4 separate regions of the Mus musculus genome follow, and all the other regions are linked to region 4. Evidence: chromatin loops called from intact Hi-C (ENCODE). Cell type or tissue: heart. All regions are shown on one strand.

What was found. A loop is a pair of places that touch in the nucleus more often than their neighbours do. Peaks named below come from ENCODE experiments on the same cell type or tissue, not always from the same donor. Only the 100,000 strongest peaks of a DNase experiment are listed, where the experiment ranks them.
Region 1: a loop joins it to region 4, with 4 times the contacts of the local background. A loop is called at or near these places in 2 of 42 quality-filtered maps.
Region 2: it touches region 4 in a loop (3-fold over the local background); 9 of 42 quality-filtered maps call a loop at or near these places.
Region 3: a loop joins it to region 4, with 2.0 times the contacts of the local background. A loop is called at or near these places in 3 of 42 quality-filtered maps.

What each region holds. Positions count from the first base shown.
Region 1 is chr2:128,241,132-128,249,131 of GRCm38, forward strand. No RefSeq gene overlaps it. Among named protein-coding and RNA genes, the nearest start is that of Gm14009, 75 kb to the left of the region's middle. In heart, a CTCF peak has its summit at 4,464; DNase peaks (open chromatin) are centred at 4,640 and 7,030; H3K27ac peaks cover 1,171 bases.
Region 2 is chr2:128,118,781-128,126,780 of GRCm38, forward strand. Acoxl (acyl-Coenzyme A oxidase-like) reads left to right here. Exons shown (of 18, transcript NM_028765.3): 18 at 4,168-5,113. The coding sequence ends at 4,356. Bcl2l11 (BCL2-like 11 (apoptosis facilitator)) reads left to right here and starts at 7,258. Exons shown (of 4, transcript NM_207680.2): 1 at 7,258-7,472. In heart, CTCF peaks have their summits at 3,828 (motif pointing right), 4,512 (motif pointing right), 6,926 and 7,145; DNase peaks (open chromatin) are centred at 3,821, 4,391, 5,291, 7,131 and 1 weaker place; H3K4me3 peaks cover 4,407 bases; H3K27ac peaks cover 3,855 bases; H3K27me3 peaks cover 701 bases.
Region 3 is chr2:128,183,419-128,191,418 of GRCm38, forward strand. All of the region lies in intron 1 of Gm14009 (a long non-coding RNA gene), which reads left to right. Among named protein-coding and RNA genes, the nearest start is that of Gm14009, 18 kb to the left of the region's middle. In heart, no CTCF peak of the experiment used is centred here; a DNase peak (open chromatin) is centred at 4,163; H3K27ac peaks cover 806 bases.
Region 4 is chr2:128,308,946-128,316,945 of GRCm38, forward strand. All of the region lies in intron 2 of Morrbid (myeloid RNA regulator of BCL2L11 induced cell death), which reads right to left. Among named protein-coding and RNA genes, the nearest start is that of Gm14010, 110 kb to the right of the region's middle. In heart, no CTCF peak of the experiment used is centred here; DNase peaks (open chromatin) are centred at 886, 1,316, 3,546, 3,866 and 2 weaker places; H3K4me3 peaks cover 1,288 bases; H3K27ac peaks cover 2,725 bases.

The DNA of each region.
Region 1 (8,000 bases), 68 kb before region 4:
TAGAGAAGAAATTACATAAAAAACCCAGCGGATCACTGACAATGGACACTGAGCCAGCCACAGGATGCTAACAGGGATTGTTAACATTTAATTTTTATTTCTTGTTCACACTGCTATCCAACTGTTTCTTCTTAGGACAGAACGTCTTCCTTGAGAGTGAATTTTGGTGCAGATAAAGCAGAAAGGAAGAGTTGGGAGGGAAGAACAGAGGGGGAGGGGAGGACAGAGGGGAGGGGGTGTTTCTTCTCAGGCTTTAAACGCTGTTGTTGCCTGCAAAGGGTTTGTCCTAAATGACATCATCCGAGTGCCTGCTGTGTACCTCTGGGACAAACAGACTAGACAAAGGAACCTGGTGAGACTGGAATCTCTGGGCCTCCAGCAGGCTGACAAAGAGCAAAGCTGCTGTCCTCATGGGGTCTAGCTGCTCTGCGACCTGGAGTGCTGGGTGCTCCCTACAAGAACCAGTGGTGCTGGCTGGACTTTAGGGAGATGTAGGGAGGCTAAAAGGGAGCCCCAGGTTCCCTGATGTGAGGGTGGGGCAACAAATGAAGGAACTAGGAGACTGCTTAGGAAGCCCGGCCAAGAGGTCCAGACAGCCCTGGCTGGTCATCACAAATAGGGTCCCGGATAGACAGAGTCTTCTCTGTGGTCTTCCTGGTCTATGTAACTGCTGCCACAGACCAGGGTGGAGGCCACTTTGTCCAACTCCCTGTATTGTGGAGGTCCCTTCAAGAGTCACAGCCAGCAGTGAAATATCCTTGGAGAGGCAAGAATGAAACTCTCTTCAGCACAGCTTCCTTAGCCAGGCTGGTTCAAACTTCCCGAGTCTGACCCTGCGCTGTTTTGTTTTGTTTTTTTTTGTTTTTTACAGATTTAAACACAGTAAAACTTTGGAAGAAAGTTTCCTCCTGACAATTATCACAATAAAGCTTAAGGCATGGCTACACTGAAAACTCTGTCACCTATGAACTCTTCCTCAAGAGTGGGCTCTGTTGACTGTGAAACAATGCTCGGATAAGGCCTAGGCAGGAAGGGTTTGCAATAAGTCTAAGGATGGGCTCTGCTGACAGAGAAGCAACACTTGCATTAAAGCCTTGGAATAAGCATAACTTCTTCTGCACAGTACATGGGGCCTCTTTCATGGGGATGGCTTCTATCGACCGAGAAACAACAGTCAGGAGTCTAGGGGATTCAGGTGAGGCTCCCCAGAGCAGAAAAGATCATCAGGTTATTAAATAACATCCACTCGAGCCTTCCGGTGAACAGGTGTCAATTTCTTTCACTGAAGACAATTTGGTTTCTCTAGTGTTATTTGTAAGACTTGGACCCGTGTCCTTCTGCACTGTGTTCCATTTCACAGAGACCTTGAAGCCACCCATAAGAATGCTCACTGCAGGGGCTGCGAGACAGTTGAGTGGATCACGTGTTTGCTGTTGGAGGCATGAGGTCCGGGGTTGGGATTCCCAGAACCCACACAAATGTCATGGTGACCTGTAACTAACTCCTGCATTCAGAAGGCAAAGACAGGGATCCCTGGAGTAAGCCAGCTAGCTAGACAAACCTCTATCTGGGAGCTCTGGGCTCACATGAAAGACCCCTCCTTAATGAATAAGGTGGGGAATGAGGAAGACCCCTGATGTCAACCTCGATCTTCCAATGCACCCATGCACACACATATACTCAAGTGCCTTAGTCAGGGTTTCATTGATGTGAAGACATCCTGACCTTGGCAACTCTTATAGGGGACAGCATTTAATTGAGGCTGGCTTACAGGTTCTGAGTTTCAGTCCATTATTATCAAGGCAGGAGGATGGCAGTATCTAGGCAGTCATGGAACTGGAAGAGCTGAGAGTTCTACATCTTGTTCCAAAGGCAAACAAGAAGAAGACTGACTCCTCAGGCAGCTAGGAGGAAGGTCTCAAAGCCTACTACCATGGTGATACACTTCATCCAACAAGGCCATACCTCCTAATAGTACCACTCCCTGGGCCAAACATCCATCACATCAAACATTTATAGCACATACACATGTACACACACAGGTACACACAAACACACTTCTCATTTTTCATCTCAAGACCCCTAGTGAGGTTCCAAGGGCAGGAGAGAAGGCCTCTAGCTGTCTCTGGAGGAGAAATCTGTAGACTGCGTGGTCTGGAGGCCCATTGCATATCCTCCCCTGGCTTGTGCTGGGTCCTGGAATCCCACCAGGAACAGAGTCTAGCCCCTGTGGGCATCCAGGAGAGTGACAGTTAGAACCAGCACCGTGGAGTAAGCACAAGGCTGGAGGAAGCTATGGATCATGGCAGCCTTAACGTGACGTCGGCATGCTAGTGTTTCCAAGTTGACTCGGTGAAGGCCATTTCTTTACAAATCCCTCCTATTTTGCCGGTTGAACCTTGAACCTGCCCTTTTTAGCATTAATTGTCAAGTTGACATAGCAGCCTGAGATCATCTTGGAGGAAAGCCTCCACTGAGGAACTGGCCGAATCACATGGGTCTGTGGGTGTAAGTATGGGAGCTCGTTTTCACTGTGAGGTGATGGAGGAGGGGCCAGCTCACAGTGAGTGGTATTCATGGTGACTGAGGACAATATAAGAAGGCTACCTAAAGAGGAGCTCCTGACAACAAGTGGCATTCCTCCATGGTTTTTGCTTCAAGTTCCTGTCCTGACTTCCCTCATGGATGACCCAGAAGTAGTTCTATCCTTCCTTAAGCTTCTCTGTCAGAGCACTGTAACAGAGCTGAAACTGGGACAGACCCCATGATGTTCACATTTTTGAGGAAGAAACTTCTGTTAACCCTCAGGGTGTGTCTCTGGCACCTAACAGAACAAATGCCAACCCAGTTTTCACTCTGTCTGTCTACATAGGTTCAAACACAGTACAGCTTCACTAAAACTCACACTGCAGTGCAAATCCTCTGTTTGTAGTCTTGGGGGACAAGTGTTTGTGGGCGGCACCTTCTGAAAGCAGTGCGGATTCTCTCATGGGAGTGAACGCTTGTCATCACAGGACTGGGGTAGTTAGTGCAGGAGGGGGCTGTCATTAGATGAGGTTGCCCCTTTGTGTCCTCTTGTGCCTGTGCCTGCTTACCCTTCTGAGTCCTCCCATGAGTTGAAACTGCACAAAAACCACAAGGGAAGTCAGACAGATTCTGGTGTCATGCATCTGGACTTCCCAGACTTCAGAACAGTGAGTCCAAATAACAATGCATTTCTTTACAAATCACCCACTCTCGGGTGGTCGGTTCTAGGCACAGAATGCAGACTTATGCATCTGACATTTATTCCGTGAGGAGTTCAGATTGCGCACTCCCTTCTCTTTCCTCAGACACAATAAGGAAAACACGAGAAAATGCAGTCTGTCGTGTAGACCAGTCTTTTCTTGCTCCCACCCATCACCCCTCCTCTGAACAGGTAAAGGCACTTCTGTGATTCCGGAGGTATAGAGGGACTTTGAAGTCAGGTAGCCGCTGTCCAACAGCAGCACCACGGGAAAGGCTTCTGACCCCTTGAAGCCTCAGTTCCTTTGTGTATAAAACTGAACCTAGAAGTTACTTACATAGGGCAGCACTGGGCTAAGACTACCACTCAAAATACAGATTCTGTAGTATGAAAATTATTATGTACACTTACATGAGAACTGTTTTGTTTCTCATCTTAAATCCATACAACTTATTATTATTATTATTATTGGTTTGTATTATTGCTTTTCCATTTTTATTGTTATTTTATTGTACTTAGTTTTATTTTAATTTGTGCTATGCCTGGACATCTACCTGAAATTTAAGTGACCCATGAATGTCAAGGTTTGACATAGACTAGTGAATAGAATGGGCTCAGTCAATGGCAGTCATGATAGTTTCTAGAAATTCCTCAAGAAATTATCCAGAAGACTTCAGGGAGAGTTGGGGACATTCACACTCTAGTTGAAAGCACTTTTCTGGGCATACGACACGGATAAGACAGGCAAGACGTAAATAGGACCAGTTTTTGTATTCTCAAAAGAAAATGAGTAACCATTAATCCTAAGTCTATGGGTCCTATGCACAAGGGACATTCAGGATGACGTAGAGAACATGAAGAGGCCTCTGTAAAAGAACGCTAAAGGCTGAGTGACCAATGAGGAGCCAGGAGTACCAAGCAGATATTTCAAACATCAGGCTAAGAGAGAATATATGTGAGAGCACTTTGTAACTCTTCTGACCTGGCGACAGATGGGAATGGCTACTTCTATATCCTGGCTACCACAGTAACAGAAGAGACTATGTATTGTAGTCCTGAGGCAGTGACCCCCAGTGAAACGTATTTTTAAAAAAAAAATACATAGTGGGGGTCTCTTGTTACATTCTTCCACCCCGACTATAAAACTGTAAGATATAATGAGAATATTCTCCCCTCTGGATACTCTGGCTCCAGGCCGGACTCTTCTCCGATCTGTGTTCTCTTGGTGGCCCTGGTGGAGGGATGAGGAATCTGCCCTTCCAAGCCTGGCTCAGCAGGCTGGATCTTGGGTGAGGACTGAACAGCCAGGCCAGACAGCAGGCCGCCTAGCTGCCCCGACTCTCTGCTGGCAGACCTGGCCTTGGCCTGCTGTCTGCTTTCCAGCTCTGATTCTTCTGCTCGCTGGCCACTGGCCACAGTGTTGCTCTGCACTCCGTTATCTGGAACTGTCAGATCCTTTGGCTCAGCCTGTGCCATCCCATGGGGCTGTGTTTGCAGGCTCGGCCCCTCATGGCTCGGGAAGCGCGCCAGAGCAGAAGGGTTCAATACCCACAATACTCTTTGTGTGGGGCATGAGGGGCCATTGGAGGCTCTGTTGGCACTGACAAATAGTACTCACTCTGTGGGAAGCCTTGAGTACTCAGAATCCATTAGTAAGCAGAAAATTGAGCTTACAAGCCAGTGTGCCAATAACTTCATAATATATAGACTCATTATTCATATGTATATTATCTGTATACAGCCAGCCCCCAGTAACCAAGGATCCTACAACCCCAGACTAAACGAATCACGAACAAAAAATATTTGTTGTAACTGCATTTGTATTTAACAACGACAGATATTTTTCCTAAATGATACAACTACTAACACAACATCTAAGTTAACTGAGGACTGTTTAAATTTTATAGGATGGTATATGCAGGTCCATTGCAAATACTGAATCAGTTTATATGAGGGGCTTGAGCACTTATAAGATTTGGGCATCTGAGAGGTTAGACGCTCCAGGAAGCAGTCCCCTATAGATGCCAAGGGCAACCTCACAAACACATATGCACATATATGATACTATGTATAACTGCATATACATATGCATGATCTTCTTCATGGATGCGTATACATGTATAAATGGATGGATGACTGAAATATACACAACTCAGGCATAAGCAATGGTGTAGATATAGACACACTGGAGAGTTACTGGGCAGCACACCACTATGAGTTGCAATAGTTAGATTTTAGCTGGATTTAATTTTCTCCTTTTATTTTGCTCTAGTTTTTAATTTTCTGGAAATAATACACATGATGCAATCATAATAAAGGAAGTGGGGCTGAGGCTATGGCTTCATTAGTCGTGTTTCTGCTCAGCATGCACAGAGCCTATGCTTTGCTCCCTAGCACGGCATAAACTGGGCTTTGCTATGTATGTCTGTCATCCCCACCCTTGGGAGGTGCGAATAGGAGGGGCCCACCATGAAAAGAGCAGGCAGAGCCTGACGTCTGCTTTTGTAGATATTTTTTTCTGCTTGTATTTATTTGTATATGTGCACATATATACAAATGCACGTGGAAGACAGTCCAGCCTCGGGAGTTACATCTCAAGAACCAAGCCTCTGGGTTTGCTTGTTTGTTTGTTTTTTTAAAAATCTTGAGAGAGATCATTTAGTTGGCATGGGCCTTGCTGATTCTGATAGACAGACTGGCCAGCAAGTGAAGTTCCAGGAATTCTCCTGTCTCCACCTTCTTGGTGCTGGGATTATGAGCGAAGAAAGGCAGCACACTGGGATTTCCTTACATGGGACCTGGGGCCTGAGCCTTTTACTAATTGAGCTTGTCTCTGGCTCCCTTCACCATGTATTTAACTCATGTTTTATCTACACACTAGAACCCTGGGAGGCTCCTCTGACCTGAGAATCTGCAAAATATGGGAGACATCCATCCTCCTGCCCCACTCGGGTCTGCACAACTCCTCTACAGTGACCTCTGCCTGTTCAGATGGAGAAGGAGCCTTTCTTTCTGCTCCTTTCCCCTTCCTCCATCTCCCATCTCCTTTTCCTCTCTGTCCCTCCCGTCTTCCTTTCTTTCTGTCAGTCTCTGATATTCAGGGCCTTCCTGGGCAGTGCTAGTCTATACCAAATACTGTACTCCCAAGAGGTAAGCAGGCAAGAACCTGCCACACTACTGGGTATATGAATGTCCTGAGCCTAGCTGTGTCCACCAGTCCATCCCAGTCTGGCTCTGCAGTAGCTCAGTATGCAGGCCTGGGTTGCTCCTAGAGTGCTGTCTTCTCTGCCTGGAATGGCAGAAGAGCCGGTCTCCATCTTCTGCTGAGTCCGAGGCACCAGCTAGGAGTCCCATCTGTGGGTCCCTTCACTGGGACCCTCAGCCAGGACACAGTGACTAGGCTGTGCTCTTGTCCCATAGGAAACACAGGAGGCACTGAAGGGTAAGCAACAGTCCATTCCTCTAGTCCTGGCTCGTCCTACCTAGACCCTAGCAGAGCAGGGTGTAGAACAGGTCTGTCTTGCTGAAATGACACAGAATCCTCTGCTTGGAGCCACACTGGTAGGTACGGAGGCTTTGGAGTTTCCCAATGAGGCACCCTGCATATCTCAGCTCAGGTACCAGGAGGCAAAGCTGTCAGCACATGAGAACAGAGGACAGTAGAATCCCACATCTGTGCTCTCTCTGAACCTCCCGTTAGGGCGGGAAAGAGTGGCAGCAACTGTCTCAAGGGATGAGATTAATGAACAAATGTGTGAAGTGCTCCGAGTAGACAAGGACAACAGCTGTTAATTGGAGTAGCGCTAACTGCAGTGGCCTGGGGCCAATCCCTTCACCTCTGGAAGCCTCTATTTCCTCATCTGCAAGAGAAGAAAATAAAAATAGGCTCTCTACAGGATTAAGTGGGTGGAGAGGAAAATCCTTGTATTCTGTAAGCAATTGTATCTAGAGTTGTAACCAATGGAATTTCCTGTCTAAAGTAGCTCCAGTTAGGTAGTTACTATCTTTCAAAGCTGAATACATTAGCCATCAGCATCCATCCACTTAAATGCACACATGCACACATACACATGCACACAATACAAATGCACACACACACGTACACACATACACACACATGCACGCACACACATACATACACACACATGCACACACATGTACACACACATGCACACACACATGCACACACATACACATGCACACATACACACACACATACATACACACACACATGCACAGACATATGCACACACACACCCCTGTAAATGGAAACATCTGAACCATCATGTTTCAGCATCCACTTTTCCTCAGCTCTCCTGGATTGGTCTTCATGAGCTAGGAAGTCCATTGTGGCCAGTAGAGAATATAGAGTAAGGCATTTGGGACCAGACTGTGGGCACAGCCTGCAAGGTGCTTTTGTGTGAATAGAGAAGAGAACCCTTTCCCTGTGTCACACCTTGGAAAATGGGATTGCGTTAATGTTGATTGTCAACTTGACAAGATTTACAATCACTGAGAAGACACACCTCTGTGTCTGAGAATCACCTAGGAGACACACCTCTGGATGTGCCAGAGAGTAGAACCCGTGATCAGAGAAGTTTAACTGGGGAAGAAGACCACTTTCAAAGTGGACAGCTCTCTTCCATGAACTGGGGTCCTAGAGTGAACAAAAAGTAGTAAGAGAAGAAACCAAAACCAGCAGAGCCCTAGCATCCACTCTTCCCAGTTCCCACTGCAGATACAATGTGTCCAGTGTCTTCACACTCCTGTCACC
Region 2 (8,000 bases), 190 kb before region 4:
GTCTATCTAGTAAGTCCCAGGCTAGCCAGGGTTACATAGTGTAACCCGGTATCAAAAAGAAAACAAAAATAATATAGAAACTTCATTCCACTAATAGCTTGAATTGTGTCCCTATCACATCTCTGGATTAAACCACATTTTCTCATTTACTTGAAAATACCCTTTCCTTTGTATGTCTGTGCCTGGATGTAAGTGTGGACCGTGTGGGAGCCAGTGTCCATATAAATGTTTTCCTCAGTAGCTCTCCATCCCTCTCCCTTCTTCCTTCTCTCTCCCTCCTCCCTGCACACACACACACACACACACACACGCACACGCACACGCACACGCACACACACACACACACACCCCACACACACTCTCTGGCCAGCAAGTCCCAGGAACCTCCTCCTCCACTCCCCAGAGCTGGCTGGCATGTCAGCTGCAGACTTACCTGTTTAGCTGATGCCGCCCATTTGCTAGCATCGGTACAGGTCCTCTCGTGTGTGGCACGCACTTCAGCAACTGAACCATCTCTCCAGCCTGGAAGACTCCCTTGCTTTTTAAAATGATTTATTTTCTTTTTCATTTATGTGTGTGTATGTCTCTGTATCCGTGTATATACGCACACATGGATCCTATGAATTTGAAGTTACAGGCAGTTGTGACCACATGTGGGTGCTGAGAACTGAAACCAGGTCCTCTGCAAGAGCAGCAAGCACTTTTAACTGCTGAGCCATCCCCAGCCCTGCTTCCTCTTCTGTTTTTTGTTTGTGTGTTTGTTTGTTTTTGGTTTTGTTTTGTTTTGTTTTCTCAATATCTAGGTTCATCAGAACCAATCAAGATGGCTGAAAATAATGGGCAGGAAATTACTGTTGGAAATACCAAACAGTCCTCTAGAGATGGATGTCGACTCCATCGGGTTCCTTTCAAAAAATGGGGTACAATTGACATAGCAAACTTATTTGCTTTACATTTCTGGGCAGAAACCATTAATAGTAATTAATTCCACTTCTGTGAGGCTGAAGTTCTTTGGGTAATCTTATGTGTGATCATTCCTGGGGTTGCAGTCAAGTGGGCACAACAGTACTGGGCTGTGGGGAGGCGAGGTGACCCCTGCTGCATCAGCAGTGGGGGCTGCCTGTTGGCCTAGGCTCCTTAGCATTTCTTCCTCAGGTTCCCATCCCCCAGCAGGTGATGCTGGACAGCTAGCGGTATCAGCAGCACAGGAGAACAAGAGCAGGGTCCTCAGAGCCTCTTCAAGGCCTAGCCTGTGCAATTCACTTTCACCTTCTACTTGCTAAATGAGCCATGTGGGACAGATATAAAGAGCATAGCACAGTGTCCAAGCAGGGAAGGAGCCGCTCATTTGACTAGCTATTCATCTCTCCATGTGTTTCAGCTTGGGTTTCCCCCAAAAACATCTGGAGCTGGAAACAGAGGCAAGACACACAGAAGCAGGCAAACCTTGCACAGAGAGCAGGTAGTGGTCAGGAAACACACCCTGCAAATTCCTACATGGCCAGGGCCTTGCTGAATGGAAGTAAGAAAGGGGGTGGGAAGCTTAGAGACTGCTGCCTCCAGGCTACCTCCTTTTCCTGGCTGGATAAGGCAGTACTGGAAGAGTCAAACAGGAGAGAAGAAAGAAAATATGCAAGCAGGTGGGCATATGGAATCAAAGGAGACAGGAACCCTTCCCCTGGGTTACAGTCACATATCCACACTCGGGGCCTCCTGATGCCCCATGCTTCTGCTTGCTTTCTGGCTTGTATTTGTTATCTTATACATCTCTGTGTGTGTCTGCTAGGCTGTATGTGCACCATATACATACTACACACAGACACACACACACACCTGCAGAGGCCAGAAGAGGGTGATAGATCCCTCGGAAAAGGTGTTACAGGTAGTTGTGAACCACCTGACCTGGGTGCTGGGAACAAACTTGGGTTCTCTGAAGGAGCAAGGGCTGGTAACCACTGAGTCATCTATCCAGTCCACATTCAAGCTTTTTTTTTTTTAATGCAGATTGTATTTTTAAGATTTATTTTTGCTTACATGTATGTATGTTCACTATATATGTCCCTGGTGCCCAGGGTGAGGATGAGGGGGCTGAAGAGGGAACTCCATCCCCTGGAACTGGAGGTAGGGACAGCTGTCAGCCACCATGTGGGTGTCAGTGACTGATCCCAGGTCCTCTACAAGAGTAGCAAGTGTGCTTAACCATTGAGCCATATCTCCAGGTCCCTACCCAAACCGCCTTTTTTTTTTTTTTTTAGAGGCCCTGAAACTTTGCAGTAGCTTCCTGCTGTAAGAGGCCATGACTGTCTGCAGTGTGTAGTATGCACGTAAGCTTTTCAAGTCCTGTGTGGTCTCTGATGCAGGACAGTACCACAGTTCGAATACTGGGAGTAAAAGGAGGTTAAAGATTATGCTCCTGATAGGAAAAGACGAATGGGCATGCTCCGTGGAAGCCCCGCCCCGCCCCACCTCACCCCTCCAGCTACATATTCTGAGTTCTGTTGATATAAGGATGGGAAAGCCAGAGGGTGCTTCAGGCTATTCCAGAGCCTGAGGTTTAGAAACTATCCTGGCAGTCAACGTTTGGTTTCCCTAGCCAGTTCAATGCTCTTTTCTGACACCCGTGGTGGGGTCTCACTCCTGGAGAATGAGGAGCACAGAAATACCATTCTTCATCAGCATTTGGTCTTTCCTTTTTTTTTTTAACTCTTTCTTATAGCAAATAGAAATCACTTTCCATAATTTCTACCTCTAAGTCTATATTTCACACTAGACAAACCAAACACATTGTGTTCTTTCACAAGCCTTCTTTCAAAGTGAGTTTCCCCCATTGGCCGCTGCATGACAAGAGTTGGCCTATCTGCCTTAATGAAACCCACAGGGAGCATTATCTTGAATAATTACATGAGTACACGTGGCAAGTTCAGGGGCTGGGTAGACCATCTTGTGGTTTTGAAATGTGTGGTAAAAAGCATCAAGAGTTGACAGATTAGTTGGGGATTTGTCAAGAGTATTAATTACAGACTTGGAAATCTTGGTTAGTGACAGTCTGTCTTGTCGCATCTTGCAAATGTGATCAAAGTCATTTCGGAACTTATTTGATGGTGCCTAACCAAGGTGTGTGAAGAACGAAGCTTTTCATTAGAAATCACTGGGAAGTGGGGTGCATTTTGAAGGAAGAGGGCCTTGAATTGCACTCCCCTTCACACTTCTTCCTCCTCTTCCTCTTTCTTTTGGGGAGGGCAGATGGGGGGGGGTCTTAAAATATAGATAGCACACAAGGATAAAGTTGGGCCCATAAAAGTGTTTTTAAAGCTACAAAAAGAAACTATGAAGCCTGGAGGTTGTTGTGATCAGTCAGTCCAAGACATGTATAGCTTAACGAAGACCTCAAATGTCAGAGTACAGTATGAATTTGCTTAGGGGAAGGGAAAACAGGTCTCTCCCCTTGTTCAGATCTAGAAAAATCATCCTTTATTTTGGCTTCTTGCAGGGATGAGTGGGCGGGTCGGTACTGGCATCTAAATCATAGAAAATGAAATAGAAACACAGCCCTGTCCTGAAACCTCCCTCCCTTCTTCTGGGAAGTCTGTCCTGATGGACCTCCACTGCCTAGCAGAGTGGATGGACCACTCGTTGATTCTGCGCAACTGGAGAGGCCGGAAAGTGATTAACGCCGAGCCTTGGTTTGTTTGGTGGTCCGCAGCAGTCTCTGAAACCCTCCTTACTGCCTTCCAGACTCTGTTGGCACCCTTCTGGTGAGACGAGGCAGATCTTTTCAATGGCTCATCTAGTCAGAAGTTCTCGTCAGTTGCCTCTGTGCACCAGAGGGTGGCACTCCAGAGGTGGAGAGGAAGGGCGGGAAGAAGGAAGGAATGAAGAGAAGGCAGCATTAATTCTCAGAGCTAGGTCTCTAGTTACCGAAGTATCTTAGCAAAGAGCCGCTACCCTCAGTCCCTTACCGGGGGTTGGGGGGGAAAAACCCCTCTAAGTTTCGACCGGACCTGGGGGTCAGAGTCTTAGAGATTTTAAAGAAGTCACAGCTTGTTTAGAAACAATAACTTTCTGTGTTGTGGGGAACCCACATTTTCTGCACTTCTGAGGGGCAGACGACAAGTCCTCCTTGACTGCGCCCACATCTGACCTGACCCTCTGTGCCATGTTTTGCAGTTGCTGAATTTGTGCGAGTCCGTGAAGGATGACGCCCTGAAGGTGATCTCTGCCTTCAACATTCCACACATCACCATCCGTGCACCAAAAACAGGAATCCCCAACCCCGGGGCTGCCGAGGCCGCCTACCCGGCACCCATGCAACCGCTCGTGCGGGATGCGGCGCGCGCTCAACTGGCCAAGCTGTGAGCCAGGCGAGAAATTTAGTGTCCCATCTTCCAAGTATTTGGCCAGAGCTGGAGCAGAGGCCAAAGTGGCAGGTGCAGGGCAGCCACCTTGGGGATTTTGGTCTGGCAGAGGAGGTCCAGCTAAGGCTGGCGAGGAGCAGGGCAAGTTGTCCGGGAGAGGGAGCCATAGATGGATACCCCACTATCACAGTGACTTAGCCTGGTTTGTAGCCTCGCCTGGCCTTTACCTTGACTTCTCCCAGCCATGGCCCTGGATCCCCCAGACAATCGTCTTCGCCCACCGCATGGTGCCACCAAAGATCTCTACTGTCAGTGGTGACTCATATTCCCAGAGACTTCGAAAAGCTCTGGCGCTGGGTTAAAAAAAAAAAAATCAAAACATAAAAATCAAACACCCTTAGGCAAAAGGGGTGGAGGAAAGCTCCACCCTCTCCAAGCTCGGGCAAAAGTTCAGCGAGGGATGATTCGTGAATCAGGCTTGCTCCAGCTTTGCGAGGAAATGCACTGGCGAGAGCGGAGAGCTTGAGCCTGCAGTCGCCCTAGTCTCACCAGGTAGGTGATCTCCGGACCGCACGACCATGCGCGACAAACGCTCCTCCGCGCTAAACTGTTACCAACCCTTCAGAAAAGCATAGATGTGCAAAGATTAATAAATAATAGAAAGATGCTCCCGCGGCTTGGAGAGGTAGGGCTGGCTGGCCTGGGGAATAATTGGAATAAAGTGATTTTGGAATTTGGAGAGATTACACAGGCGGAAATGAATTTCTCATTTGTGTTCTGACTTGGTGTTGCCCAGTTTCGTTCTCATCTCTAGCCATCGACTCGCTCCCCTCCCTCCATATCCGCTGGCAGCCTCAGTAAGGCACCAGTGACCCACTGGCCCTTCCCACGCTGCTCTTCTCTGCTGTCAAATCCGGTCCCAGGAGTTCTTCCGACACAGCCAGAGAAAGCTGAATGGGCCCAAAGGCCCGCGGCTACCTGACTTGAGGCACTTGGTGGAAGCTCCCCTGACTGCCTTGTTCCCTGGTGATGCAAGAGCCTCCGCCTCCAGGCCGGCTTCCTAATTAGGACCTAAAAAAGAGCACATAGCCCAACCCGTTGCTTTCCCCAGTGCCTGTATATTTTCTTTTAGCATGTCCAGGGTTGCAGAATCGGAAGACTCCAGAGCAGCCTGCTCCTACAAAGAAACACCAGCGCTTCCCCACCCCCACCTCCCACCCCTGTATGGTTCTTTTCTAGTCCAAGTATGAGGCGCCTAGCTCCACGCTGAGGGCGCAGAATACTTGCTGCTGGCTTTGGACTCCCAGAGTAGCAGTAGCAGATTGGGCTGCATGGGTGGGATGCCGAGTGGCCAAGGCACAGTACTGCTTCACAGACCTTGGTCAGGACAGACCTGGATCGGCGGTGTACTTGACTTCATCCACGCCCTTGCCCTGTGCGCTCTTGTAGCGATCACCCCTGACCTCCAGCAGGAGCAAGGCTTTGCCTTGAACACCCCAGCTTCCCTGGGAACCAATGGCTTCTTTGATCTCACTCAGGATTCACTTGAGAAGCTAGACTTTAGCATGGGGCTGTGCTGTGTCACCGTGACGTTAGATCCGCATACAAACACCAAAATGACCAAGATGGCCCAACATTGATTGGGACGGCAGGTCGCAACACTTGTTCTGCAAGAAAAGGCTACGTCCTACTTACTGCCAGCCTGGATGCAGGTTGGGTAGCCCATTAATAGAGTTTCCTTAATCTCGTGTGGGGAGTGGGACGTTCCATTTCCAGAGCAGCTTTTTTGGGCCGCCGCTATGAGAGAAGGGGCTGGGGGTGGGGATGCACATGGCGCCATTGACTTCCAGACTTCTGTTGGAATCACAAAGGCCTCAGGAAGATCAAGGGATTTTTTTTTCGACCCCCTTATGGTTTTCCCAGCTCGGCCTGAACTCCGCTGCTCCATGGTCGCCAGCATCGGCGGACCGATGGATAGACAGTTCCTGGCGTACACTGTGAGCCCCAAACATTTCGAGGCTCCCAACACCGCTCATGGCACAACCGTCTTTCCTTGGTAGCCCCCCTCCTTTTCCTTGTAGTTATTCTTTTCCAGCTAACTTTCTCATTCCCCTATTTTATATGCTTGTCGTGCCCGCCCATCGCTCCCTGAAGCTTCCCGCTTCTCTTGTCTCTCAACTGTCCTTCTCACCACCACCTCTGCCTCTTAAGTAACTGGGCACTAGGGAAACAAACATATAAACCACAACAACAACAACAGCACACACACACAAACACAACACTAAGGAGAGCCTAAAGGAGGACAGAAGGCAGAAGGCGGCGGCGACGAAGAATCTCGCTTGAGGCGCAGACGAAGAGGGGTGAGCATCTTGCTGATCTGAGTCCCCCGGAGGTCAGGAATTCTAGGAAAGGACAGTCAAAGGCCAGTGCCCATCCTTGCACCAATCTAATCCTCATGGTTTGGGGCTGAGAAGCTGTGCAAAGCAAGGGCGGAGGGACGCCTTCTGAGGCTTCCAACTGGCGCCCGCGGCCGGGCTGGACACAGAGCAGTGTACCCTGAGCGCCCCCTAAGTTCCGCTCTGCGAGGTGGCCGCCACGGGCGGACGGGGAGGGGCGGGTACATTCTGAGTGGAGGATGGGCGAGCATGCAGCTGCCCGCAGGCCAAGACACTAGGGTAAACACGCCGGGGTGGGCGGCGCACGCAAACTGCAGGACAGCCGGCGGGGCCACCCTCCCCACTACCTGTCGCAGCCTGCACGCGCCAGCGGCCTGGGGGCCGTGGGGGGTGGGGCTTACCTTCCGGCTTGCCGGGGGCCGGACTAAACGGGGGCGGAGCCCGCGGTGATTGGGCGCGGGGGCGGGGGCTCAACTACCGCAGAGTCTCAAGAGCAGGCTGCTTTCACTTCGCTCCCCGCAGGCACTGGGTCACCAGCTGGTTGGAGCTCTGCGGTCCTTGCCATCGTCGCCGTCACCGGATTCCTGCAGCCGCTCTGCGAGCTGTGTTCCACTTGGATTCACACCACCTCCGCTGCTCCCGCCGCCACCGCCTCGGCGCCCTTCCCCTGGCCCTCGTCCACCCAATGTCTGACTCTGATTCTCGGACTGAGAAACGCAAGGTAAACACTCCGCGACTCCCGGGGCGCAGGCTGGGGATGGATAGAAGACAGGCGCCGCAGCGGCTTCATCTGTCTCTGGTGTCGCACGTGCGGGTGGAGGCACTGGTTTGTCCCGCGTGGCTGCAGGAGGCGAACGCTGGGAGTCGGGTCGAGGTCGCTGCGTGCCAAGGCACTTTTGGGGAAGGGTTGTCGGCACTGAAGCTGCGGGCACTTAGCCGAAGACTGGGTTGGGACGCAATGCCGCACGAGGGGCCGCTGAGGCATCTCTCGCGGGCAAGGAGGGCGCGTGGTCTCGGCTTGGAGCCGAGGTCCCGCTTCGTGGTGCCGGTAGTGCGTCCAGCCGGGAAGCGTCGCGGCGACCCAGACGGCCCGGGAGAAGTAGCCGCGCGGTAGCGGCGGGCGGGTAGACTTAACTCTTCGCTGACGCGGGTTCATTGCGGAGGTTTGAGTATTAAAATCACACGCGCCCAGACTTTGCTTGTACCCATTCAAGTCAGTTTGGCCATAGTGGTCAATTTCCTTTCCGGA
Region 3 (8,000 bases), 130 kb before region 4:
ATGGAAGTTTAGACCTTCAAGTTTAGCCTCCAAACCTGTGAACTAAATAAACTTCTTTGCTTTACAGGGTATTTAGCTTCCAGTATCTGGCTTCTGCTGCTATGGCAACAGAGGATGAACTGAGAGGCCAGGGAGATAGTTCAATGGTTAAAATGTTTGCCCCATAAGCACCATGCATGAGGACTAGAGTTTGGATCCGGAATCCATGTGTCTTCCTCTTTGTTTCTATTGCTGTGATAAAACACTAACTATAAACAACTCAGAGTTCATGTCACTCAACAGATTACAGCCTGTCATCAGGGCAGAGACAGAGGCAGGAGCTGGAGGCAGGAACACAAGCAGAACCAAGGAAGAACCCTGCTTCCTGGCTTGCTCCTCTGTCTTTGTAGACATAATGGTTTTTGTGCACTGTCTAAAGGTTATCTTTAGGTTATTCAAATGCTGATTTTTCTGCCCCCATTTCTTGTCTCAACCCTCAGTATTGTCTAGACTCCTGTCTCCAGTTTGTGTAAAGGGTTCTTACCATTTATTCTTTGCCTTGTCAATAAATGCTGATCACCCAATGGCTGGGCAGAAGAGAGAATAGGGAGGAGCTTTGGAGTCACAAGGACAGGGCCATGGCTAGGAAGTAGCCAGATAAACATAGGATGTTAAGATAGATCATTTAAGCAGGGCGTGGTGGTGCACGCCTTTAATCCCAGCACTTGGGAGGCAGAGGCAGGCGGATTTCTGAGTTCGAGGCCAGCCTGGTCTACAAAGTGAGTTCCAGGACAGCCAGAGCTACACAGAGAAACCCTGTCTCGAAAAACCAAAAAAAAAAAAAAAAAAAAAAAAAAGATAGATCATTTAACCACCCAGATATTGAGGTGCAGCTTGAAATAAATCTTGGTTTCTCTGTGTGGTTAACTGGGGATTGATTTACTATTTATATCTTTATTAAAATATAATTTATTTTACACTCCTCATACTAGCTCAGCTTGTTTTTTGTTTGTTTGTTTGTTTGTTTGTTTGTTTGTTTTTTGTAACCTGGGACTGCTGACCAGATGTGGGCTTTCCCACATCAACCATCTGTCAACAAAATGTACCACAGGCTTGCCTACAAGCCATTCTGAAGGAAGCAATCCCTCAACTGAGCTTCCTTCTTCCTAGGAATGTCTGTGTCAAGTTATCTGTGTCAAAAACCAACCAGCACACTATATAGATGCTAGATGCACAAAGCAGCCCACTCACAACTCCAGCTTTTAGAAGGTGGAGATGGGATTCCTGGAGCAAGCTGGCTAGCTAGACTAGTCATAGCAACCAGCTCTGAGTTGAAAAAAGTAGAGAGTAATCATGAAAGACATCTGACATCAACTTTGGATGTCCATACAAATCACTACACAAATGTGAGCCTACACACATAAGCACACACATATCCATGCATGCATGCCACACAGGAGAAAGGAAAGAAAATGAACTGCTATGCCCCAAATGGTTACTAATGAGTGACCCGATTCTTAGCCTCTCTTAAAGTCAAAGCCTCCCTGCTCTCAGGGTCATAATGGAAGAGGCTTTGCCTGCATCAGGATGCTCAGTGAGTAGGAGCTGTTCTTCACTAATCCAGTCCCATATCCTCTCTCCCTGTCCAGCCACAGCCTACACACACACACACACACACACACACACACACACACACACACACACACACACACAGGCTTGCTGCAGAAGATCCAGGTTCCCACTGCAGCCACCTCTTCTGGGCACAGCTTCTCCTAGGTGAGGCATCTTCCTACCCTCTGCAATGACCTTTTCTCTCCAGCCTGACCCAGCCTGGCCCATCCCACTGGCCCAGCTTGACACACTTCTTGTCATATCTTCTGTATCCTTCTGCAGGTTATCCTGAGTAATGGCTGTGCCTGGTGGGCTCATTCCTCCTTTCATGGATTTATCCATTTGTCTTTTTTCAGCCATGTTTGTGAGGCACCTCCCATGAGCCAGGTGTGTATGATGTAGAGGAATGAGCCTGGGCTAGGGCAGGCATGAGTTCTGTTCTCTCTCCATCAGTTGTGTGGCTGGACAGATAACCATTTGTCAGCCTCCGGTTTGCTCTTCTGTAACATCAAGACCATCATGGATGGCATTGTGTGGAATGTGGGACCTAACAGTTCACCACAGGCCTTCTGTAACCCTAACTCTTTGCTTATGCCCTACTACTCCCACCACTGCTCCGACTGAAGCTCCTCACCAGTGCTCCACCAGAGCAAGTGACACATGGGGCTATGTTGAGGACTCTGAGTGGTTTAGGGTCAGAGCAGAGTTGAGGTGGAAGCCCCACAATAGCTGCCAGGCTCCTTAGATCATCGTGCATTCCTCTGAATACAGGCTTTCCTGGGTGTCCTGTCTGAATGGAGAGAAGGGAGCTGGTTGGAGCCCTTCCTTCAGGCCTGTGGGCTGCTTTGCTGAGCTATGTAGAGAAGAAAGCATAGCTCTCTCAGGGTCACACTGGAGCCATAATTGTGGGCAGATTCCTGAGACCGTCCTAGCAAGAATTCCTTCCAAACAGAGAGGGAGAAAAGGGCCAAAGAAGGAAGCAGGGGAAATAACAGGAAGTGAAGGCAGGTGCTAGTGAGAAAGGGAGGAAGAGGGCTTAAAGTCAGCAACCAGGGAGGGAGCAGAGCCACAGCGAGAATTGTCAGGGAGCCAGAATAATCTCTTGACATTCCTAGAGACATTCTAGAGACATTCTACCTATAGTAGAGTGCTTGTCTGGCATGCACGGGACCCTGTGCTCAAGTCCTAACCCTGTATAAGCTGGGCACTGAGCTGGAGAGGTAAAGACAGAGAGGATCAAAGCCATTCTTGCCCACATAGCAAGTTCAAGGCCAACCTGGACGACATGAGCCCCTGAGACCTAGTCTCAAAATAAAAGCGAACATCAAAAACACAGCCAAACCCAGGGCCTCAAATGGTACTGCAGATCCTCACAAGTGTGTGTTTATGTGTGTGTGTGTGTGTGTGTGTGTGTGTGTGTGCGCGCGTGTGTTTGTATATTCCTTCTCCTCATTTGTTGAAAGCTTTGACCACCTAAAGACTACATGAACACAATTACATTCATACACACACACACACACACACACACACACACCTTTTTTATGCCCTGTGTATTCCATTTTTATTTAAAAAAAAATAACTTGAACAAGGCTAAAATATATATTTTCTCACTGGTCAACCTCTCCCTCTTCCTCAGCAAAAACAACAAAGACCCCTGCATCTACTTTTCTTCCTAATCCCATATACGTAGATCGGAAATGGTTACATTCTGTAATTGTCACAGAGCAGTGGGGAAATGGAGTGAGCGGGTCGTCTCATTCTAGCCTCTAGGTTCTGGTCTTCTGCTAGGCTAAAGTAATCAAACCCTGCCATTGCTTGCTTAGCTGTTATAGCTAGAAGGGGGCTGATGTCCTTCGGCGATCTCCAGTACAGTTACAGTTGGACGGTGGCTGGGCTATAGTCACCAAACAATTGTCACTAACAGGATGGTGGCCAGTGCTGCCTAGTAGGATCTAGGATGGGGATACTGGCTGGCGTACTTCCTGGCCTTGTATGGGAAGGTCAAGTGTGAATGTGGCGGTCAGATTAGAAGGATGCTGTACTTCCTTCACGACCTGGCCTCAGGTGTCATTGAATGTCATTTGTGTCATAGTTGTACCTGGATTCAAGGGGCAAGCAGATCATTAGGTAAGTGAGAAAAGCATTTGGGATGGGAAACCTCTCTGTACCCACCCTGTGTAATAACATAGTGTTCAAATATTTGTCGCATTAGTAAGGATAAATTATGGAATTTTTGTTCTTTCTAAGAAATTGTCACAAACTATTGTGACATCGATGTCATGATGTCCCCATGGCCTTCAGACTGTGTGTTTCTCATCTCTGTTTACTCTTCACTTTCATCCTGACAAACAGGGGTACTGGTTTTGACCCCTGAGGTCCACTGAGTGGGTAAAGAGAGCCAGGGTTAGTTGAGTCCTCTCATGAAGAGTGATGACCATGGCTACTTCTCTGTGAGACAAACCAGGCATTTTGTTCAAGAGCAAAGCTGGGCCTTGGCAGGGTTGCCTAGCTTGCTGTTATCAATGCCCTGTCAGCAGGGTCATGTATTGGGCAAGACTAAACAGAGATGTATCCCTGGCATGGGTAACTGGGATCCATTTAGCTTGCATGGTCCAAGGAAAGGGCTTCATTTGAGGGGGCCAGATAGGAGAGCTGTGTGCTTTGAGAGGGAGATGCCTGGTTGGGGAAACTTTAGAGCAGCTGCTGTTGGGTTCCTTCCCAGAACTGACTCTCCTGGTCTCTGCAGTTCAGTTTCTGGATGCCACTTCTTCTCAGGACAGCACTGGTGTCCAGAAGTAAGGTTGGGCCAGGCTATACTCTAATTTTGTTTTCATCTGAGAGAAGGTGGGTGTCCTAAGGTCCTGTCACAGTAATTTACCTAGGGAATTAAAATGCAGATCCCAAGGCTGGAGAGATGGCTCAGTGGTTAAGAGCACTGCCTGCTTGCTCTTCCAGAGGTCCTGAGTTCAATTCCCAGCAACCACATGGTGGCTCACAACCATCCATAATGAGGTATGACGCCCTCTTCTGGGGTATCTGAAGACAGATACAGTGTACTTACATATAAAAATAAATCTTTAAAAAAAATCTGAGTTGATACTGATGTTGAAAAGTCAGGTGTAGTGGCACCCACTTGTCACTCCCATGTGGAGATGGTAGAGTCTTTGGGCACACTGGCTAAACTCCACTACTTGACAAGCCCCATGTCCCAGTGAAAGACTTTGCTTCAAAAGAAGAAATGAGAGGTGACAGCTGTGGGTGATCTCCTAGCATCAAAATGTACACACATGAAGACATATGTATAAGAATACATGCACATGCTGGGCAGTGGTGGCATACGCCTTTAATCCCAACACTTGGGAGGCAGAGGCAGGGGGATTTCTGAGTTTGAGGCCAGCCTGGCCTACAGAGTGAGTTCCAGGACAGCCAGGGCTACACAGAGAAACCCTGTCTCAAAAAAAAAAAAAAAAATGCAGATGCATACAGATGGGGGGCTACATTTTTGCTTTTTGTTTTAAAACTTAAGACAGACTCCCAATATAGCCTAGACATTACACACAGTAGACTAGTCCTGGGGAAGGCAGGAGAGGCAAAGCTGAGGTCAGGCTTGCTGCCCACTACAGTCTCTTCGGTGTGGCCTTGACCTGCAGCCACTTCAGAGGCTGAATCAGGAAGCGAGAAGGCTCTTCCAGCAGTGGGTTGGCCACATGTGCAGTGCCAAGGGACAAATGCCTTCCAGGCAGAAATCACACAATGTGACAAGACTCTTCAGTCAATTTTAGTCAACTTTGAAACTTCCGTTCAGCTCCAGGAGGGCTGGAATTTAGCATCTGTGTGGCTAGTGACCATCACACATTTCCTAATGTGTGCCGTGCTGTTTCTTTGCTTTGGAATCTAAGTACCCAATGGAAGAGCCATTTTCTCTGAGCTTTCACTCCCGTGGAAAGGTGAGTGCTGGAGCCCCCGGGGGCAGCAGTGGGCTTGCAGGAGGCACAGCCAGGTGATCGTAAATCTCAGCTTCATTGTCAGAAATTCAAGATGAATCGCTGTGTGTCCATTTGTGATTCTACTGTGAACACCCGTCTGTGTCCATAACTTGTTGTCCATGTTACAACAGTCTGTTCATGACTGCATAGAGCTCCCTGGAATGGAAAATGGCTGCCGATCCAGCCCAGCCTCTTCCTAGAGTTACCATCAATGGCAGCTTGTCGAATAGCAGGTTGATTTAGACCAAGAACTTAAATCTCCTGTTTGTTTGTTTGTTTGTTTGTTTGTTTGTTTCATAGAACAAAGCCAACAGAATGCTGCTGATAATTTCTGATTAATAAGCTTGTTCTTCAGAGGGTCTAATTTTCATGCTCTGCAAATTTCTCACAGAAACAACGAGCATGCACAGGACTTGCTTGGGTCTCAAGCAGAGGGTAGCTTTGAATGTCTGCCACTGGGGTGCTTGATACTTAAGGGAGATCATGCTGTCACCACAGAGCTCAGCTCATCCTAATTCTTTCTGGGTTGCCCAGGGTCCTGGACCCATGTCCTTTCTCCATGAGGAAACAGTCTCTCAGTCAGTAAAAATTCCCTGTTCCCCACTCCTAGGCAAGGACCTGATATTTCACCACCTCTACCAGGTGTCCTTATTTTCTTCCACTCTTGCCCTAAATGTAAGCACAGAGTCAACACAATAATTCAGAATGGGAAGCAGAGGTTGGGCTTGTTTTGAAAATACCTTTTAAAAAGAAGAGTTTTAGAACAATAAACGTATTGATAAAAATCACACAGCTGAAGTGAAACCCACTCGTCCACCTTCCTCGGGGCTTCCTGTTTTGGTTAACACATTATCGTCAGCCTCGGTGGTATTTCCACCCTCTGCTTCCACCCGCACATCTGGACGAAATGTGTGCTCAACGGGAAGGGTCTGGAGCCCTTCCCTGTTCTGTGCAGGTCGGGGCATTCCACCAGCTGTTACCAAGAAGGGGCCAGTGAAGCTCTGGCTGCCCTCGGAGCCAGCAGAGCCACAGCTTAAGTGGTCTGGACTGCTTTCTGCTCTGGACCCCTGGTTCCCTCCTTGTCATGGAGGAGGGGTGGTATTCTTCATTTTTCTCAGTCCTGAGAAGAACAGAGAAGAACAATCTTTGCATCGTCCATCTGCAGCTGTTTACAGCTAAGGGGTAAGTCGCCAAACATAACACTGTGAGTCCCAAACAGGACAAAATGAAAAGGTGAACGTGGTGATGGCTTGAATAGGACCCCTGCTACCCACCCTCCCAACCCCCCAGACTCATGTGTTTGAATGCTTGGCCCACAGAGAAGGGCACTATTAGGAGGTGTGGCCTCGTTGGAGTAGGTGTGACCTTGGAGGAAGTGAGTCATTGGGGTGGGCTTTGAGGTTTCCTATTTTCAGACTCTACCCAGTGTGGAATGAGCGCCTCCTCCTAGCTGCCAATTGAAGGCAGTCTCTTCTGGCTGTCTTTGGATCAAGATGTAGAACTCTTAGCTCCGTCTCCAGCACCATGTCTGCCTGCAGTCTGCCGTGCTTCCTGCCATGATGATATTGGACTGAACCTCTAAAACTGTAAACCATCCCCAATTCAATGTTTTCCTTTATAAGAGTTGCTTTGGTCTTGGTCATGGTAGCCCTTCACAGCAATAAAACCGTAATTAAGACAGTGACCGAGATGCTAACAGCAGCAGTCCCTCTCTGGCAACCCTGGCTCCCCTTTCCAGTGGACGTTAAACTACCCTAGCCAACCTTTGAGATCGGTCTCCCTACTCCTCCCTCCCCATGACTCCGTGGACTTCTTCCTTTTCTAATATTTTGCTGTTTTAGGCAGGGACTCAGGTGGCTCAGGCTGGCTTTGAGCTAGTTACATATCAAGTTTGAACTCCTCATCCTCCTGCCTCTGCTTCTCCATATTGGGTTCATAGGCCAGCTCCCACCGCCTGGGTTGCTATGTCTTTTTATTTTGGTAGAGGCAGTACTATTTGTGTATTATATTTGCTCAAAGCTACTACAGAAGTGAAAGAGAACAAATGACAGATAAACACCTTTATTCCCAAGTAGACATAAATAAATTATGTTTTTTTTTAAGTTTCTGTTGGATTTCTCAAGACAGTATTGGGGAAATAGCAAAACTTTGCATACTTGATTTCTCAAAGATGGCCACCATTTTATACATTCAACAGTCCCTGACCCCTAACCTTGTCTTCTCAGTCTGAACAGGTCCCATGGTTGTTCTAATAACAGAGAAGTATATCCCAGGTGTCTAGGTCCAGACCTAAGTGGACTGACAGCTTCTATGTCCTTCTTCACTTTTGGATATTCTCCTCCTGCTGTGGAGAAGTTCAGACCTCATGGAGAGTCACATGGAGGACAGCCCAAGTACTCTTTGACAGCACCAGATGGGACCCCT
Region 4 (8,000 bases):
GAGTTACTTACATCTGTGAATTTGACATGAGTCTCTTGGAAGTAGCATATAGGTGGGTCATCTTTTTAAAACCACTCTACCAATCTCTGCATTTTAAATAGGTATGTTTAAACTGTTTGCCTTCATGATAATTATTGACCTGGGCTAAGTCTGACATTTCCTTATGGATTTGTTCTTTCTGTGTCTAGTGTTCTGTTTTCTCTGGCCTTTCTGTATGTTTCTTGATGTTTCTCAAAAGTTCTGTTTGATTTCATTATACTTTTCTTAGAATATATTTATTACTTCCTTAGTGATGTTGCTGCTGTTGGAAAATATGGAGTGGGAAGTGTGGAAAATGGCTGTGAGGCCTAGCTTTATAATGCCAGAATGCAGTCAGGAAGATTCAGGACTTCACTGTTCCTTGCTGTGGGTGACAGATCACCTGCTGATGTCCCAGCTGTAACCAGATGTGGTGGTGGCATTGCTGCTGCTGCTGCTGCTGCTGGCAGATCAGACTAGAGGGACCTTGGATTCTAAGAAAGGGACAGAAGCCTATATGACTGGGTCTTTATTTGGGCTCTCCTTGCATGGACTTTAGCCAGAGAGAAAAGGATGTCTCTGAGGGTGCTCTTATCTGAGTCTTTTAGTGATTCCCACTGCAGACCTCTCTTGAGCCAGGCCAGGTTGAATGGGAAAGAAGAAGGAATGCCAGAGAACACATCCACCATAGCGCTGTTTCTCAACTCCTGATGTTTCTTGCCAGCACATCCTCTTTTCCTCTCGGCTTTCAAGCTCTTATCGCTGTCTGTTGACCGACTTCCAGAACAGTTCTTTGTAGTTTATAAGGGAAGGAGAAAGCATCTGCATTGCTTTGGTCCAGATCCGGAAGTCAGCACAGCTTGTTCTTAAGGCTTGGACATGTTTTGCTCCCTGAGTGATTTTCCACGCAGAAAAAATTTGTTCACCGGGGCCTCCTGTGATCCCACCCCCACCTTCTGCTTTCTCAGAAGGGACCGGTCGGCCTCCTGCACTTGTGTGCACCTGCCCTGCACTGAGTCCGCAGGATGCTGAGTTCCCTTTGAAGAGCTAAGCAGCTTGCCACTCCTCCCCTGGACACCAAGTTGATTGTTAGCATTGCTGCTGGTCAGCATTTTCTCGGAGGTTCCCTTCCCTCACCCTGGTTTTCAATAACGTTTTCCTTCTTTTATCAAGAAGGAGGCAATCTCAGAGTGACTGGAGCTTTCTTAATTATGAATGTTTAGCTGTGCTATCCAGCTTGTAGCTGGATCCTGCTTGTTTCTGTCTTGGACTCTTGCCTGCCTTGGGATGGGCTTTCTGCCCAGTGACTCACGGAAAGTGCTATATTAAAAACTTGGAGTTAGTGGTTTAAATCAACCAGCAAAGACATTCTAGAAAAACACACCCTGCCAGCTGATAGAGCCCCCATGCCCCGCTGGGGTGGGGGTGGATTCTGCCTCTTGTGCGTTCCCTTACCACAGTAATCTTCTCATTATCTTTCTCTTTGGTAACTAGAGGACAGGGAAAAATCAGATTTGTTGAACATTTTTTAACCTCACAGACAAAGTTTAGAAAAGGTAGGCTGGATTTAATGTGCCACACTGTTCTCTTTTCTGTGCCATGTTTACTTGTCCCTATAATTTTAAAGACTTCCATGAAGTTAATTTATAAAGTATTGATACGTATAGAAAAAGCTGTGTGTTTACCTGATTTAGGTTTATATCAATATGATGATTTATATGTGATAAATAATATAAAAGTGCACACACACACACACACACACACACACACACCAATTCCAGGCCATTGGTCTTGGCAACAGGCATTATTAACCACAGAGCTATCTCCCCGTCCCTCTTAAAAAACGGAATATTCAAATATGAAGTATAAGAAGCATAGTTTAAAAAAAAATACTGTTTAGACATGTGAAAATAGCTTAGTCAGCATCCCACTACACCCAAGGCTATACCTGTTCACCAGAACTCAGTCCCATCATTTACTCAAGCTAACCAGGCATAAGCCTAGAATCCCATGGCTCCCACTGGCCAGTATATAAGCAGAGTCCAAAAGCAATGCTCTACTTCACCCATCTGGAGAGAAGCCACCATGATCAGCCCTGTGGCTGGAGAGTCTTCTCCGGGATCCTGACCGTCAAATCGGAGACTTCTGTCAAAGACAGAAAACGACCTTCTAAGATATGTCAAATGGGTGAGTAGCCTTAGGGAGACAGGCTTAGGACTGTGGTTAGGAATCAGTGCATGAATTTTGTATGATAACCTCAGCATAGTGAAATTATACCAACTATGCATACACACACATGCACATATACACACATGTACATACATAAACAAAAACGCATACACATGCACATACATACATAATACACACAATATGCCTTCTTGCTTGCAACATGTAGTAAGATATTGTCAGGTACACTTTATGTTTCTCTTGTCTTGGAATCCCCTTATCTCTGTGAATGATACATTAAAATTATTAATTTAAAGACATTTATACCTTTCTGGCTCTTCATTCAAAGTTTATTGTTTGAAAGCAGGGTTACAGAGATGCCAATAAATTATCATATTCTATTTTATATAGGGGCAATTTGCTTTAACCTTATCAAAGAATTAAATAAGTCACCTCAGACAACCAACCAGTGAAAAAAACTTTTTCATTTATTTTTTTTTTACAGCTTAAAATCTGGATAAATAATTAATTTTTTTTTTTTTTTTTTTTTTTTTGGTAAAAGTGGAAGCAATTTGGGTGACTTTAAGTTACAGCAAATTGGGAGACTCAGAGTCCTCTAAAACCTTAGCAGGAAAAGTGATTATAGGCGTTTACATGAAACTCATTCACTCTCCCAATTCCCAGAAAGACATCACATGAACTAAGGAGATGATGGCTTCCATCTTACTCTGAAATTACTGTTTGCCCTTCTGACTCCCAAGACAGTAGAAGAAAAAAGGAAAAAAAAAAACAAAAAAACAAAAAAACAAAAAACAAAACCAACAACAACAAAAAACTACGATAAAAACAGGAAAAAAGCCATTTTACATTTTTCCCTTGCCTTAAACAAGTCTAATATTAATAATAATCACACATGCTGCCGAAGAGAGCCGCTTTCCTCCTGGTTTCTTTTGAAATGACTTCCTTTACTTTTTCTTTTAACCTACAAATGGAGATCTGGAAAGGGGTGGGTTTGGTCATTTCGAAACTTTCCTCCCCAGGCGTCTCAGTAAATAACCCCAGGCCATAGTCTGGGTCTTCTCTGTTCAAGTCTTCTGGGGGCGGAGACTGAGGAGGCCAGGGGCAAAGGTGGGGCTGGGGTGCTTGGCAGAGGGAGTAGAGGACAGGAAGAGGAGGAGGGAGCCATGGGGTGAACTCCCAGCAAGTGTACATAATGTCACACACAGAGAGACACACGGACACACATGCACACATATCATGCACAGTAGATTCAAGCTCAAGAATGAGAGAAGAGGAGGCGGAGGGAGGGAGAGGGAGAGCCGGAGAGGGAGAGAGCCGCGCGCGCGAGCGTTTCCTGGTTTGATGTCAGCTCTCCAACACTGGCTCCGAATTAGCCACAGTAATATTGGGCCCCTGCCCACTCAGCAGGCAGACGGCTTATCCAGCCAGCAACAGGCTTTTAATAAAACAAGATGTTGTCCCTTTACTAAGGCCAATGGACTCCTTTTCTCTGGCCCCGTGAAATATCCTTCCACCCCCCACCCCCACCCCCAGCAGCAGTTTCGGCAGCCCCCCACCCCACCTCACCACACCCCCCACCCCCACCCCAACTGGCATTCCCAGGGGCTCTGATCTCTGGCTCTGCTGTGTCTCCAAGGTTCACACCCAGTGTGCTGGCTCCTCCTGCAGCTTCTATTTGTGTTCTGCCTTCATACCCTGTCTGCCCTATCCAGCCCACCTCTCCCCCTTTCCTGCACTCCGGGTAGCTAGCAATAGACACAGACTGGGAGGCAGGCAGTCATCTGACCTCCTAAGAGACCAGCTTTCAGCTTTAAAGACACCAGTAGGAAAGGCTGGACAACCTGGATTTCATCCTCAGATCTGCCCTGCTCAACTGTGGCTTCGAACACACTGCTGTATGTGTGGCGGCTAGGTTCTCAGCTTGGAACGTAAGTAGCAGGTTGCTTATAGACCAGTAAAATATTGAGCTCCAAAGGCACTGAGAATCCCTCATTGCACACTCTTCTTAAGCACAGATGTCGTAGCCAGGTCAGTCACTACCAAATGGTCAGAGATGATATGGGAGTGAAGGCCTGCAGCGCTGGCTTGTGAGGCCCCTCCAAGTTGGGAGGAATCTGCTCTCCACGCCCACCCTTGTGTTTGCTACAAAGTTTTTGAGAGGAAATGGACCGAATGAGTGCTGTGGACCCGCTTGTGCCTTCTCTCACTCAAGATGCTCCCTGGCTTTGGAAGAGAAGAGAGGAGAAATGAGCAGAGGAACATCTGGGCATGTGGATGGAGTCAGAGCTGGGAATTGTGTCTTCTGGAGCTTAGCCCAGATCCACCCCGAGAGCAGCAGGGTCCTGGCAGGAAGCAGGGTGTACCAGCCAACATGGGAGAAGAGCTGCCGAATTCTAGCCAGGGTGACCAGAGAGCTGTTCAAATGGCAACCTCAGAGCGAGGAATGCAGAAAGCCCCCAATAAATGCAGAAAACCACAAGGATAGAACCCAGCACAAAAGCATCAGCTAAAGAATGTGAGCAGGAGGAGCAGCTCATAGGGAGGATGCTGGGCTCCCTGGAGGAAACCCTGGGGTCAAGGGGAATCTGTATTGCTAGCTGTAGAGCCTGGGTCAGCCCAGGACAGAATCCTTTACCACATTGCTTAGCTCAGTAGCTCAGGATACCCGGGGCAGGGAGGGGACTCTGTAGACACATTTCCACCTTGATTCAAAGACAGCACACCCTGATCTCCATTCTTGGGCCCAATGGGAAAAGCAAATGAAGAAAGTATATCAGAGTAAGGGAGGAAAAAAAGCTGTAGGTTTCAGACTGAAGAGTGATGCCAGCATGGAGCTGTCAGCTATAGTAAGTGACCAGAAAAAAATCTGATTCAGAGAAAGACAAGCAAACATAAAATTCAGCCCAGTAGGGCGGCAGCTGGGCAGAGTGGAGGGGTGACCCCAGGTCAGTTACCAGGTGTGGATAACCCATCTGGATGGCTGGGTGGTGTCAAAGGTTAAGGTCAAGGCTAATTAATTACCAACTCTTAGACTGTGAAGGGGGTGGGAGATGTCAGACAAGAGTCAAGAATGCCCAGGCTGCAGATAAAGGGAAGGCAGGGACTGTGCAGGAGACTCAGGACTCACTGGCACCCACTCTCCTCAGGTCTGTCAGGGGCTCTGTGGAAAGGGAAGAGTTGCCTCTCTAGTAGCAACAGGCGTAGTGGGGAAGGCGCCTCTCTAAGAATTAAGTTTCCTAATCAAACTCAGGGCTGAAATCAACCAAAGAGAAACAAAAAGAACTAGGCAAAGAATCAACAAAACCAGGAGTTGGTTCTTTGAGAAAATCAACAAGATAAACCATTAGCCAGACTAACCAGAGGGCACAGAGTTCAGAATCCAAATTAATAAAATCAGAAATGAAAAGGGAGAGAAAACAATGAAATATATCTTAAAATAACTATTCTGTCTGTTGAATATTAACAGTTGAGAATATTACGGTCATGGTCTACAAACACCATGGAAATAGTATTAATAATTTTTCTCATGCTTAAAATTAGCATTTTCTTAATGTTTAACTTCAAAGTTTTTGCTATTTTGAAATTTTTAAAATATGCTTACTGATAAAATAATTTCTCTCCTAGAAACACTGATAATCTTGCTTAAATAAGCGGATTGTTAGACCATGTACACAGATATAGAATGAGTTTTAAATACTCTCTCACTATGTCAGGTGGTATCATATAAGGACTTTTGAATGTATTTCTTAATGATTCATTTTTAATATTTTATGCTCTTTTACTATGCCTAATTCCCAAGAAATATTTTGTATGTTTTGAAACAATTTAGTATTCAACATTAGATACAGAATCCTCAGTTATGGACAGTATTAAATATTCATTAATGATGCTTTTAGGGTATGAAAGGATATGAATATAAAAGTTGAACAAATTTTTTATATATTATTTGATTCTCAAAATACTCAATATTATTGATATGTTTGTTGTATTTTAATAATAAAAATTTAAAATAAAATGCAAAATTAAAAAAGAAAGAATTAAGCTTCCTCTACTCGGTTAGCCATAGGGCCAGTTCTCAGGCTGAGGTGCCAGTTCCCTCTTCTGGGGTGGCTCCTCATCACAGCTTTGTCACCCTGGGGGTGGGGACAGCCTGCACTACCTTCTGGCTTCCATGAGAAATGGAGTGGAGTCAGGCAGTCAGGAGTCCTGCTGATGGTAACTGGCAGTGCGGGCGGGAATCCCTTGAGAAAACATCCTTGGAGTCAGAGATTCTTTTTGGCAGGACAACTATGAATCCTGTATCCAAAAAAAAAAAAAAAGAAGAAGAAGAAGAGGAAAAGAAAAGAAAAGAAAAAGCAGGGTGGGGTCTGGTGGTAGAGACATGTTACATAGGCGTGAATAGCTGGGTTTGAACCCCCAGTATGTTCAAACCTGTTTAATCAGGTCATCATCACACTGTGACCTCAAAGCTTTTCAATATCATGTACAAATGATATCAATATTAATTACAATGGTGTGGTAGCCGATGGTCCTCACAACAGCTCCTAGAGGGAAATCCCATTGTCACACTCAGTGTAGGTCAGGGAACTAAGGGCAAGGTCCCAGTGTTTCTTGGACCTTGTTTTAACCTGGAAGAGAAGGCCGAGGGGGTTGGGAGGAGCTCTGGGGCCTGCTGGAAAATGGTGAGTTTCAGGGTCTCTGTGAGACCTGTCTCAAGGGAATTAAGTGGAGCTTGATAGAAAAGGACACTGAAGGCCCTTCTCCTCTCTTTGCACAGGAGTGCACAGGCATACAGATTTGCATGCACAATGCACAAGCACATATACACACACACCATACACCCCCCAGCCCCCATACACATGAGCGAGAAACAGTAGGTGATGGGAGATGAGCAAGGTGCTATTCAGGTCCTGAATGACAATAGGTGATCAGCCCAGAACATCTGAACGCCTTCAGAGCTGCTCTTAGACTAATTAGACTAAGTGACTAATTGTGGGGAAGTCCACTCCTGGAAAAACTGTCAAAATTGCAAAATTGAGTGAGTTTTATAAAAAGTGAATGCCTGACAGGAATTCTTGGACTATTGTAGACTTATTAGCCACGAGGATTGACAACATTTCAGAAAGAATACAGGGGACCACGTGGGTTTGATAGACACAAATGCACATCTTTTATAACAGGTCTATTAAACAGGGTGCAACTGATTAAACTGAAATCAATTTCATCAAGGCAGTGAACAAAGTATATTCTCATTTTTGAAATGGACAAATATGGAGCAGTGTAAAAAAGGATTCCCAGTCAAACGGATGCCCGGATAGAACCCTGAACACTTTGAAGTTCCACAATGGAGACTCTTAGATCTGTGCTAGGGACCTTGGTCTCCCCAAACCACCATTTGCTGGAGTCCTTGGAGATCCTTAGATGTTAGGAAGTGGATTGGCTGGTGGTATTGCTAGGGTGTCATGAGTCAGGTATGTGACTTCATAGTGGACTGTTGGGTGTGACACTAGTGTCCTTGTCACTGTCGACTGCTACTCTGCTCTGGCCATGTGCCCTGGTTTCAGAAGCACAGGCCCTTATCACCACTCAGCTCAGCTCCCCTCTGGAGTCTTGAGACTTTGGTCACGTGACTCCACCACCCTGAGCCTCAGTTTTCTCACTGCAAACTTGATATTCAAAGACATAAAAATGTAGAAAGCTCAGGGTAGTGGTGCACACCTTGAATTCTAGCACTTGGAAGGCAGAGGCAGGTGAATCTCTGAGTTCACCTGGTCTACAGAGCAGGTTCTGGGACA